Regions from separate parts of the Mus musculus genome. Here region 1 is linked to region 2. The links are chromatin loops, found by intact Hi-C in ENCODE. Cell type or tissue: left cerebral cortex. All regions are shown on one strand. Links, peaks and the distances in the headings refer to the core of each region. The heading gives the core; the rest is flanking DNA.

Region 1 (5,837 bases), core at 844-4,843, 180 kb before region 2:
CTATGAAGCAATTCATATGTGACTCTTGCTTTAGCCATATTTAGAATCATCTGTGTTAGCCTAACCTTTCTTTGCCCTAGGTCTCACATGAGACTAATTAAATTAGAATATTTGGAGGTAGGGTCTGCTATTATTTGTTTGGGGTTTTTCATTTTCTCTTGTTTTGTTTTGTTTTTTAGTATAGAATGGAGTTTATTCAGGGCATGGGGAAGAGAGTTAAGAGGCAGAGAAAGGCGGAGAGAGAGAAAGAGAGAGAGAAAAGAGAGAGAAGTAGAGACCAGCCATGAGTACATGGAAGGGGGCTGGGAGAAAGGAATGGGGAGAGGGCGGGAGCAAGAAGGGAAGAGCAAGAGCAAGAGAGGAGCAAGCTCTCTTGTTTTTAATAAGGGAGAACTGGAGCTGGAAAGATGGCTCAGAAGTTAAAAGAATTTGTTCTTGCAGAACCCAGGTTCAGTTCCTAGCATCCACATTGGGCACAGCCACCTTTAACTCCAGTCCCAGACAATCCAGCTCTCTCTTCTGGCCTTTGTGGGTACCTGTGGGCATGTGATATACTTACATATACATACATTCACACTAGAAACTTTAATTTTTGTGTAAATAAGACTGAGCCTTACATAACCCAGGCTGGCCTAAAACTTGCTGCCCTTCAGTCTAATTTGTGAGCCTTCTGCTCTCACCTCCTAAGTGCAGAAGACAGGTGCATCCCCAGCCCAAGTTTATTTACTTAGTGCTGGAGGAAGAAACCCGGGTTTCAGACTTGCTAGGTAAGTACTCTACCATATTATACTAAGTCCCCAGTCCTCATCAGCATCTTTTCAAAACACCCTGTGCAAACTTACATACTTACATAAGACTCTGTATAGGAAATCTTCAGGCTTATGAAGTTTGCTGTCTAATATGTATTTAAGAGATAGCATTTAGATTAATAGATCTATATTTAACCAACCAAGCTGACCAGTTGTAGTGGCTCTCCTATAATTCCAGCACTCACAAGTCTGGGATTCTATCAGGCAAAACTGAGGACAGTTGTAGGCAGTCTAGGTGAATCCAGGCCCGCTGCACTAAAGAAGAGCCTTGAAGGCATTTGTAATTCTTTTACCCTTATTTTTTGGTGTGGTGTTGGGGATTGAAGCTAGAAGCTAGGACCTGTTGTATGCTAGGTGAATACTCTATCGGCTGAGCCATACCTCCACTCCCTGTGGAATTCTGTATCTGAGCTTGTTATATGAAAGCTTAAGTATGTCTTTCACAAGAGAGTTTCTGAGTTAGCAGGATGGCTCAACAGTCTCATCCATTGGCCTTCCTTGGGATGGGACTGAAAAGATGAACTTGCAACATGAAGTTCGGTGTAGAAGTTGTCAGTTTAAATTATGTGATGCTTGGCTACACGAGTATCATATGGCTGAGAAGGAAAACTTAGAGCCTGTGTCATCAACTCTGTTGAGAAAATGGGACATTTCCAGATATAGAGTGCTTAGGATACATGAGCACTGTCTGAGAAGATTGGCCTCTAATGCAACAGTTGTATAGACAACAGAATATTAGTATCTAGATTATATGTGAAAAGAACTTATAAAAGTCAACTTTGTGTTGTTTCTTGGTTTTTTAGATTGGTGTTTATACTATAGCCCAGACTGATCTCCAACACAAGGCACTCTTCTTGCCTTAAATTTGAGAATTATAAACATGAACTACCAATACCAATTTTAAAAACTCTTGCCAGGCATGGTGGTGTACACCTTTAATCCCAGCACTCGGGAGGCAGAGGCAGGTGGATTTCTCAGTTCGAGGCCAGCCTGGTCTACAAAGTGAGTTCCAGGACAGCCAGGGCTATACAGAGAAACCCTGTCTCGAACCCCCCCCCTCCCAAAATATAAACAAACAAACAAAAAACCTCTCTTGGTTAAATGCATTCATTTATTTAGCAAATACTTATCAAGCATCTATCATATGCTAGGACCTGTGCCAATCTGAGAGTATGTTGCTGCCCACATAAGACTTACTGCCTCACAGAAAACAAGGGTTGATTGTCTTATTTCTAAGATTTATTTTTATTTTATATGTATGAGTGTTTTGTCTAAATTTATGTCATGTACTGAATTCATGCCTGGTGTCTGAAAAGCCAGAAGAGGGCACTGAACTCCCTGAAACTGGAGCTACAGATAGTTGTGAGCCTCCATATGGGTGCCAGGAACTAAACTCAGACCTCTGCGAAAAGCTGCAAGTGCATTTAACCACGGTTCCTCTTTCTAGCCCTCAGTTATTGCCATTGTTTTTTAAACATGTGTTTTCCCTTTACGTTGTCTGTGGTATTGAGTACTGCATAAGAGTACAGGCGCTTGGAGGCCAGAAGGCATCTGATCCTCTGGAGCTGGATGTGAGGTGCTGTGAGCCACTCACTTTGATGCTGGGAATTCTGCTCCTCCATAAGAGCAATACACAACACACACTTAACCCCTGAGCCATTTCTCCAACCCATAGGGGTTTTAATTTTCATTTTTACTGGTACTGAAAATTGAAAGTATGCCCTCATCTATGCTAGCAAATGTGGCACTGCTCCAAGCGCTTTGTTTTCATTATCAGTGTCCTTTTTGAGACAAGGTCTAGGTTGGCCTTAGAATTGTGGTTCTTCTGCTTCAGTGCCCCATGTGACTGGGATTACAGCCTTGTCCCAGCAGTGTTAGCTGAGACTCATGCCTGTCATCTCAGCACTTGGTAGGCTACAGATCTCTGTAAATGTGAGACTAGTCTGCTGTACATATTGAATTCCTGGCCAGCCAGAGCTACTCAGCAAGACCTTGTCTCAAGTAAAAAAAAAAAAAAAAAAAATTACACACAGGCACACACACACACATAACCAAAAGGGCACTAATATCTAAACATTATATACAGTGTATATATGATTATTGCTATTTTTCTTCTATGGTATGAGTGAGTATATACAGCAGCCATCTCAGCTTTTCCCTTTGAAAGATACAAGGGATACGTCTTGAGTAGCTCCTGTCCACTACAGTTATTCCAGCTGCCCCTTTTGGAGTTTGCTGCCTATTAGTCTGCTTCACGTGCCTGGCCTTGGTGGTTGATAGGACTTGGTGAACGAGTAACTGGGACTAGTAACTGGGACTAGTAACTGGGACTAGTAACTGGGACTGAGCTCTTGTTCCTTCCCATTCTTGTGCTATATCCAGTGATTGCCCTAGTAAAGAGTCCATAATAAGCCCTAGAGCTTGCTTCCTGAACTAACAACATCAAACCTAGATTACCTGGAGTCCACAGTATCCATCCTTGTGACAACTAGACTACTGTTCCCCAGTTCTTCTCCATGTTCCCTCATGGATCAATGCTTTCCTTTCCATTAGGGCAGGCCATGGGTTCAATCCTCACTGGGGATGAAAATGAGAAGCAATGCATCTTATTTTTGGAGTCTTGTTTGTATGTTTGTTTTATTACATATAAGTACACTGTAGCTGTCTTCAGACACACCAGAAGAGGGCATTAGATCCCATTACAGATGGTTGTGAGCCACCATGTGGTTGCAGGGAATTGAACTCAGGACCTCTGGAAGAGCAATCAGTGCTCTTAATCACTGGGCCATCTCTCCAGCCCTGGTCAAGAGTTTAAAAACAAGGGCACGGTAACACATATCTATAATCCCAGCACTTAAAGGCTGAAACAGGAGGGTTGTAAATTGGAGGCCAGGCTGGTTACATAGTAAGAAAATGTGGAACTGGGGAGATGGCTCAGTGGATAAGAGTGCGTCCTGTACAAGAAAGAGAATCCACCTTTTCACCCCTGTGAAAATAAAGCAGCATGACATGGCATTAGGCACCCGAGCCACAGCACTGCTTGGGGGGACACAGGGGGATACCTGGGACTTGCTGGCCACCAGCCTAGCTCCCAGTCCAGTGAGAGACCTTGTTTCCAAGGATTAAGGTTGAAAGTAGTGATAGAGCAAGACATTCAGTGTCCTCCCCTGGCCTCCGAGGGTACACACTGCACACACATATACTCCACATTGATTGATCGATCACAGAGGCTCACACAGAAGAGAAAGAATTAGAGTGACCCATTCTCCATCTCTTCTCTTCCTTATCGTCAGTAACATCTCAGAAGACATGGGCTCCACAGGATGAGCAACAGGTTGGCCTAACTCTGTTTAGATTAGACTCCCGAGTAACTTAATACAGGTGATTCCTTCCACGGTTCTAACTTGTTACAAGGAGAACAAACTTCGCTGTGTTAAGCTGCACAGAAAATGAAGTTTATCTAATACAGCAAGCAGGTGGTGTTGTTCACACAAACTCCTGAATGCAACCCCTCACAAGTACATCTCTAGCCCTGACCTTAACCAAAACACTGAGAAGCAATACACATACTTTTTTGCTTGTTTGTTTTTGGTAGTTTTTGAGACAAGATTTCTCTGTATAGCCCTGGATGTCCTGGAACTGGCTCTATAAACCAGGCTGGCCTCAAACTAGAGATTTGCCTGCCTCTCCCTCCCAAATGCTGAAATTAAAGGTGTGTGCCACCAACTTGAGGTTTCCAAACCATTTTTAAAGAAACCTTTGTGCCCTTCAGTACCTAAAATGTTTGGTCCTTACAGATCACAGTTTCTATTTTTGTTTTGACACGTAGAACATGTGTCCCAGGCTAGTCTCAAAACAGCCTCTGCCTCTTAGGTATACCACTCAGCTTAGTCCCAGATATCTGCCACAGCACTGCAAAATGAACTATCACAGAAACTGGCTTCCTGACTTCAAAGTAACTGTTTTCTCATTGCTGTGAATGGAGCTTTTGGAGATACGGATGTTGCTTGGGGATAGGCCTGCATCTCAAGGGAGAGAGAAATAAATTCTGCCTTGAATCTGTTCAAAACTCTCTTGGCAGCGTCTAGGTCTAGTCTTAGAGCTCTAAGACATGGCTAATGACCTAGGAGCTGCTTTACACGACAGCTAAGAGAAGCACGATTTATTCTCATCAATTAAAGGAGTTGGGGAATGACGCTGACATGGTGTTGTGCAATTCTGTGGCTCCACTCAAAACCTTGGAGGATAAACAGTGTGAGAACTTGGGCTGCTGAAGTGGACTCCAGGAGCACATTTGCTGAACATGGCTTTAAAAGTGTCTGGTGTAACAATGTTGTTAATAATAGCTAACACTCATGGAGTACTTACAAAGCTAAGTGATTTCCCTGAATTGGCTCATTTGGTCCTCACAACAATCTAGTTTAAATACTGCTATTATCCCCTGTTCTACAGACAAGGAAACTGTGACCCTGAGGTGCAGAGTACTTGGTGGGAGGTCAGTATTCCTAGCCAGGCTTTTTACCATTACATTCTGCTTGCCCCTCCGGGAGGCTGAACTACAGAACCTGGCTGGCTGAAGCCATTCCTCCAGAAGAGTGGCCTTCTCTAGGTATTCAGGAGTTCAGGACTGCACTTTTTTTTTTCTTTTTTTGGTTTTTTGAGACAGGGTTTCTATGTGTAGCCCTGGCTGTCCTGGAACTCACTTCGTAGACCAGGCTGGCCTTGAACTCAGAAATCTGCCTGCCTCTGCCTCCCGAGTGCTGGGATTAAAGGCATGTACAACCACGCCCAGCTTAGGACTGCACTTTTGAGAGCAGCAGATTATTGACAGATGCAGATCTGAGGAGCCCATGATCTTACTACACTATAGGCCATCAGTGGGAGAGGAAACTGGCACCAGGAAATCAGATATCAGAGCCCAGGGAGGGTGAACTGATACTAGGGATAGAAGGAAGGAGTCCTGAAACACAATGCATAAAAAAGAAGGTGTTACTGGTAGTCACCAAGACAACAGTCATAGGTCAGGTA
Region 2 (5,837 bases), core at 800-4,799:
AAAAAAAAACAAAAAAAAAAAAAAAGGGAAGATTGGGGTAGAAGACCATTTTAGCAAAGCTTGGTTTACTGCCTAGAAATCTTAACCACTCTAAGGGATTTCTCAGGGTATTTTAAATATAGTTTAAAAAAATGAAATATACAAAGACAAAGGGAAACAATTTTTTTCTTCACCAGTATTTACTTCACTTCAGAGTCATTATTTGGGATTCTTTTAAAATGTCTTTACCTAAGAATGTAAGCTTCAGAATGATATCCATTAACGGTTATTTGAGGTATGAAACATATATGTGTGTGTACACAGACACTTATATAAGTTTTTATTGATTCAAAGAAAATAGAATAATAGGGGTGTTGGTGAATGCCTGCAATCCCAGCATTCAATAGGCTGAAGCAGGGGGTTCAAGAACACAAATATGGTACCATGTTCACAGAAGTTTCAAGGCCAGCCTGGGCTAAACAAGACCTTGCCAGAAATAAAACATAGAAGTATACAGAGTGACAGTGACTCTGACTAAATGGACATACTAAGACAAACTGGGATGGGAAGGGAGACCTTTGCCTGTGCTATCATGAAATACTGATCAGGGTATCCTAGGAGGGCAGAAGCAAACGATGTCATTTTATAATACTGAGTCTCATCTGTGCCTACCTAGTCCTAAAGCAAATACATGCCGGCATTAAGACGTATGCAGTGGTAGCTGAGTGGTTCAGCATCCTTCTGCACTTCACATAAAGAACAAGCAAACACTCAGCTTGGCTGATTGCTAGGGACTTGTAGTTTATCCCCACCTCCAGACACATAGCCATATGAATTCTCGTTTGATCACAAGTTTTTTGTTTTTGTTTAAATATAGACTCTATAACAAAAGAAAAGTAAATACCATACTTCTCAAGTATGAAATTATTTCCAAGGACAGAACTAAAGAAATACTGTCTTAAACATATTAAGATCCTCGCTCACTCAAACAGAAGACTGGGAAAGGTGGCAAAGGAAAAATAAAATAAATAAATACATCAACTCTGTAAAGAACCTGAGAAATAGCTGGGCAGGATGTTCTGTTTTGAGTCTGAGGTCTTCCTAGGCTATGTCCTGGCCCTCTTTGGCCAGTCTGACTCATCTCCCCAGATTGAACTTCCTAGTAAAGTCCAATGTAGATAGACAAAGGCTCTTTTCTAACAATCAACAATGTTTAAGGCGTTGAAAGGTGGAGCTGGGATGGATCTCAAGGCCAACCACATCTAGGCCAGAGTCCTCTCGGTGAGCAGCAGTCCTAGCCTGAAGCAGCATACAGAATGCTGCTGAAGAGTAACCGGCAGACTTAGGAAGGATCTGAAAATACACACAGGGAGTAGTCAACAAACTCTAGTCCTGACAACTTGCTTCTGTGCTGGATCTGAAATATCTCCCCACATGCTCATGACTTTGAACATGTCACTTCCTCCTGGAAGTGCTGTTACATGTCAGACACAGGCCTGCCTAGGAGAGAGGTCAATAAGATCAGGCACTTGAAATACACCCACTGCAGCCGGGCGTGGTGGTGCACGCCTTTAATCCCAGCACTCTGGAGGCAGAGTCTGAGTTCGAAGCCAGCCTGGTCTACAAAGTGAGTTCCAGGACAGCCAGGGCTACACAGAGAAACCCTGTCTGGAGAGAGAAAAAAAAAAAAAAGAAAAAAGAAAAGAGAAGAGAAGAGAAGAGAAGAGAAGAGGAAAGAAATACACCCACTGCATTTTGACCTGTGCTTTCAGCTTGTGGGTTTCTGAGTAGTCAAACCAAAGCAGGTCAAAACAAACAAACAAAACCCAAAGCAAAACTAAAGCAAAACCCTAAGAAACAGACTACCCTTAGCTGGGACATTTTATGTTACAATGAAATACATTATTACCCTGCCTTTTAAAAATGTTTGAATGTTGCTATTATATTTAAACTACAAATGTAGTTTATAGCATCTCCAGAGGAAAAAGGCTGTTGTAGGGAATATTTTGCAGACATTACAAAGGATGAGAGTTAAGCAGTAAAGGTAACATTTCATGGTCCATATGTGTTTAATCAAACATGACAAAGGTAGTATATGTACTGTTAGTGTGATTACAAACTGTATAATATCAATGTAAAATAAATGGCAATGATGGCACATGCCATTAACCTCAGCACATGGGAGGCAGAGGCAGGTGGATCTCTGTGAGTTCGAGGCCAGCTTGGCCTACAGAGGGAGTTCCAGGACAGCCAGGACTACACACTAAAATAAAACCCTGTCTTGAAAAACATAAACAAAACAAAACAAAAGAAACGATGAGAAGGGATTCATGAAGAGAGCTGGATGCTGCTGCTAATTTATTTTAAAAATTAGTGATATGGTTACTTATGCTGGAGATGAACCAGAGTTAGTTTGTTCGATTGAAATGAATATCTACACAGTCAGAAGACATTTATAAATACCGAGAATATTAATTCAATAAACAAGAGTAAGTACAGATAAACGGCTGAGGATAATTCTACATTTCTTCTTGCACAAGGCTCAAAAAGGAACAAGCTAAATGTGCAATTAGTGACTTTAGTAAATATAAACCACTATTTACAGAAACAGAAGGGAACGAAAAAAATGTATACTTAAAAAAAGAAAAGAAAAAAGAACAACAGAGTCCCAGGAAGCCTAGACTAGCGCTACAGCGGGAAGAAGGCGGAGTGCCAGATGCCTGTCTCAAGATGTACCACTGTTGTCTGTTTTAAAGAATATAATTAGCCTGTTTTCAGTGCTGTAACTAAGGTGCCATAGTAACATCAGTTGGAGAACAGGGTTGTGAGAGTGAATAAATTAGAAGTCAAAAATAACCAACCCAACACCCAGATAACATGTTTTTCTCCTCTTAGTGGCTGCTACATGTTCTGTGAATCTCCCAGAGAGTAAAATACGTTTCCTTGTAGGAGTGGGAGAGATCAAACACAAATTATGACAAGCCATAGTTCATTGCTGCTGCAAGGACAACACTGGCTTTGACAACCATTAAGATAATGCATAAACCATTTGCAGTTATGATACTATGATATGCAGTCCTTCACATGAATGACAGCAACTGAGCCGCCAGAAGAAATAACTACAATGAAGACACCAGTGATGGCTGTGAGGTCTGCCACAGCGGTCAGAACATGTTGTGTCACGGGAACAGAAGGGAACCAGCTCCCTCCGTCTTTCTGCCTCTGCAGAGCGTAGAAAGCACGAACACAACCATCCATTTCTCAAATATCTAAATCTTTACAAGGACTAAAATACCAGCAACTTTAAGTAGACCATTCTTACCATCAATGAAGAAGCCAGTTTTCTTTGATCACATGTAAGTTCCTCAAATATAAACACATGAACACCCAAACAACCAAAGCAAAGACAAAGCAAGAGGCAGAAAAGTGTTGTCAAAGAAACATGGATTTTAGGAGGGCAACATATGTGGATATTTAAGCTCATTTTGCTGGAAAAGAGAATACAAGCTATCTTAGAATCCGTTTGAGGGGGAAATATATGTACACCAAACTGAAACACACCTTGAAATAATATGTATACACACACACACACACACACACACACACACACACGGCCACAGAGTCTGGGGAGACAACTCAGCACCGCAGAGCTGTGCCGTTCTTGCAGTGGACACTAGTTTAGTTCCAGCAACCACACTGAGCTTACAACCACTTGTCTGTAAGTGTAGCTCCAGGGGATTGAACTACTGGCCTCTGCAGGCGCTGGAACTTAGGTGTGCACATCAAGCATACAAATACTCTTTAAATGTTTTATATAGGGCTGGAGAGATGGCTCAGCAGTTAAGAGCACTGACTGCTCTTCCAGAGGTCCTGAGTTCAATTCCTAGCAACCACATGGTGGCTTACAATCATGTGTAATGAGCATCCGATGCCATTTCCTGGTGTGTCTGAAGACAGCAGTGTGCCCACATACATGAAATAAATAAATAAATAAATCTTAAAAAGAGTTTTATATAAAAAATCTACAACAGTTTTCAAAAGTTAGTGTTAGGGATCAGGAATGGTATGAAGAAATAACATAAATGGCACTGTAACCAGGTGGAGCGACTGCAGCTCGGTGAGACCTAAGGGGACGGATGAGTGAGGCCTCAGGGATGGATGAGTGAGACCTCAGGGACGGATGAGTGAGAACTCAGGGGACGGATGAGTGAGACCTCAGGGGACGGATGAGTGAGAACTCAGGGGACAGATGAGTGAGACCTCGGGAGATGGATGAGTGAGACCTCAGGGGACGGATGAGTGAGACCTCAGGGGATGGATGAGTGAGGCCTTAGGAGATGGATGAGTGAGGCATCAGGGGACAGATGAGTGAGACCTCAGGGACGGATGAGTGAGACCTCAGGTGGACTCCACCTTCCGTGATTGAAACTGAGGATTCCTGCTTTCCTTCTCTCTCTTCCTTCTCCTTTACTGCTCTTGAACTTGTGGGTGGAAGTAACTCCCAGACCTCCTAGTATGCTTAATTTTAGGTTTTGCCAATCTGTCCCTTACTAACTGTGTACTTTGGGCAGTCTAACATCTCCAGACCTTACTCTTCTCATCTTTAGGTTGGGAATAATAAAACTTCAAGGCTGAAAGAATTAAATCAGAACACAACACAATGCAAGATATCAAGAGTATGAATTTAAGCATGTTTACACTGTATTAATATATTACCACAGAAATATAAACAGTGCCCCTCCCTTAGGAATGACAAGTTCTTTTTACAGCCCTCAGTTAAAATGCTAAACAAAAATGTGCTCTTTAGCTGAGCCCCTTTGAAATATAAATACATAAAACAAACCCCATCATTCCCGTTCCAAAAGCTCGCCACGCCTCTTCTCTCTCCTTGATTTAATCATCCCATGTTCTGCTGACAGATTAATCACCCCAATCATTCTTCTTTTCCTAGTAAATTAAATCCAAATGCCTCACACCCAGCACTCAACTCTCCACAGCAGCGCTCCAACTTACATAGCCAGCCAGCTGTGGCCTCCATGTTTCCACACATCTGTCCATACTTCAATCACACACAGTGATCTGTCTCTCCCAAACAAATCTTCAGTCTTTATACTGTTCCATGAAATGTCCATTACTTGACCTCTTAGAATTGGACTGCTACCTCCAGGTCTTCAGCCTTCCTTCACCCCACAAACAGATCTACTCATTGCTCTCTGAACTTCCAAAACAGGCAACATGAGTTGAATAACTGATCTTATGTCCTTAATAACATAAGGGTCGCACATTCCTCACCACCTTTAAAGGGGGAGCACATCCATTAGTCTCCTGGAGCACAGAGCACAGCACCACTGAGGGTTTTCTTTTTTTAAGACTTTAAATGCATTCCTCTGTCACTGAAGTGCTATTTTGAAAATAATGAAAATTAAAGACTGATGTATTTTTATGTATTTATGGAAGTGTGTATCCATTTTAGAGTTAGGCAATTCCTTTGCGTTCATAGGATCTGAAACTTCCTTAGTTCACAGAACCTTTACAGTCTGTTATTTTTCACGGTATCCTAGCAAATGCCTAACAGTTCTGTTTTGTAGCAAGTAGGTCCAAACAACTTAATGAGTAACATCTTAACAATTTGATGCAAGTTTGAGAACAAAATTACATATAAATTGAAGGAAAGAAAGTCATTGAAGTCACCACATTATACACAACTGGGAAATGTGACCTTGCGGGGCCTTGCATAACCCTTCCAGCCTTTCATTCCAACCAAACACTGCAGTTCTCCTTCCTGCTGCAGTGACTTTCAGAAAGTGCTACCTTCTAAGTACCAACCATTCTCTAGTTATAACATCATCCCCGAGGAA

What was found. Hi-C counts contacts between places; a loop is a spot of excess contacts. Peaks named below come from ENCODE experiments on the same cell type or tissue, not always from the same donor. Only the 100,000 strongest peaks of a DNase experiment are listed, where the experiment ranks them.
Region 1: a loop joins it to region 2, with 2.8 times the contacts of the local background. A loop is called at or near these places in 1 of 42 quality-filtered maps.

The regions. Positions count from the first base shown.
Region 1 is chr14:21,489,582-21,495,418 of GRCm38, reverse strand. No RefSeq gene overlaps it. Among named protein-coding and RNA genes, the nearest start is that of Kat6b, 7.3 kb to the left of the region's middle. In left cerebral cortex, for the core only: no CTCF peak of the experiment used is centred there; no DNase peak of the experiment used is centred there.
Region 2 is chr14:21,307,627-21,313,463 of GRCm38, reverse strand. The region is part of intron 6 of Adk (adenosine kinase); the gene reads right to left. Among named protein-coding and RNA genes, the nearest start is that of Gm52152, 110 kb to the left of the region's middle. In left cerebral cortex, for the core only: no CTCF peak of the experiment used is centred there; a DNase peak (open chromatin) is centred at 2,744; H3K27ac peaks cover 483 bases.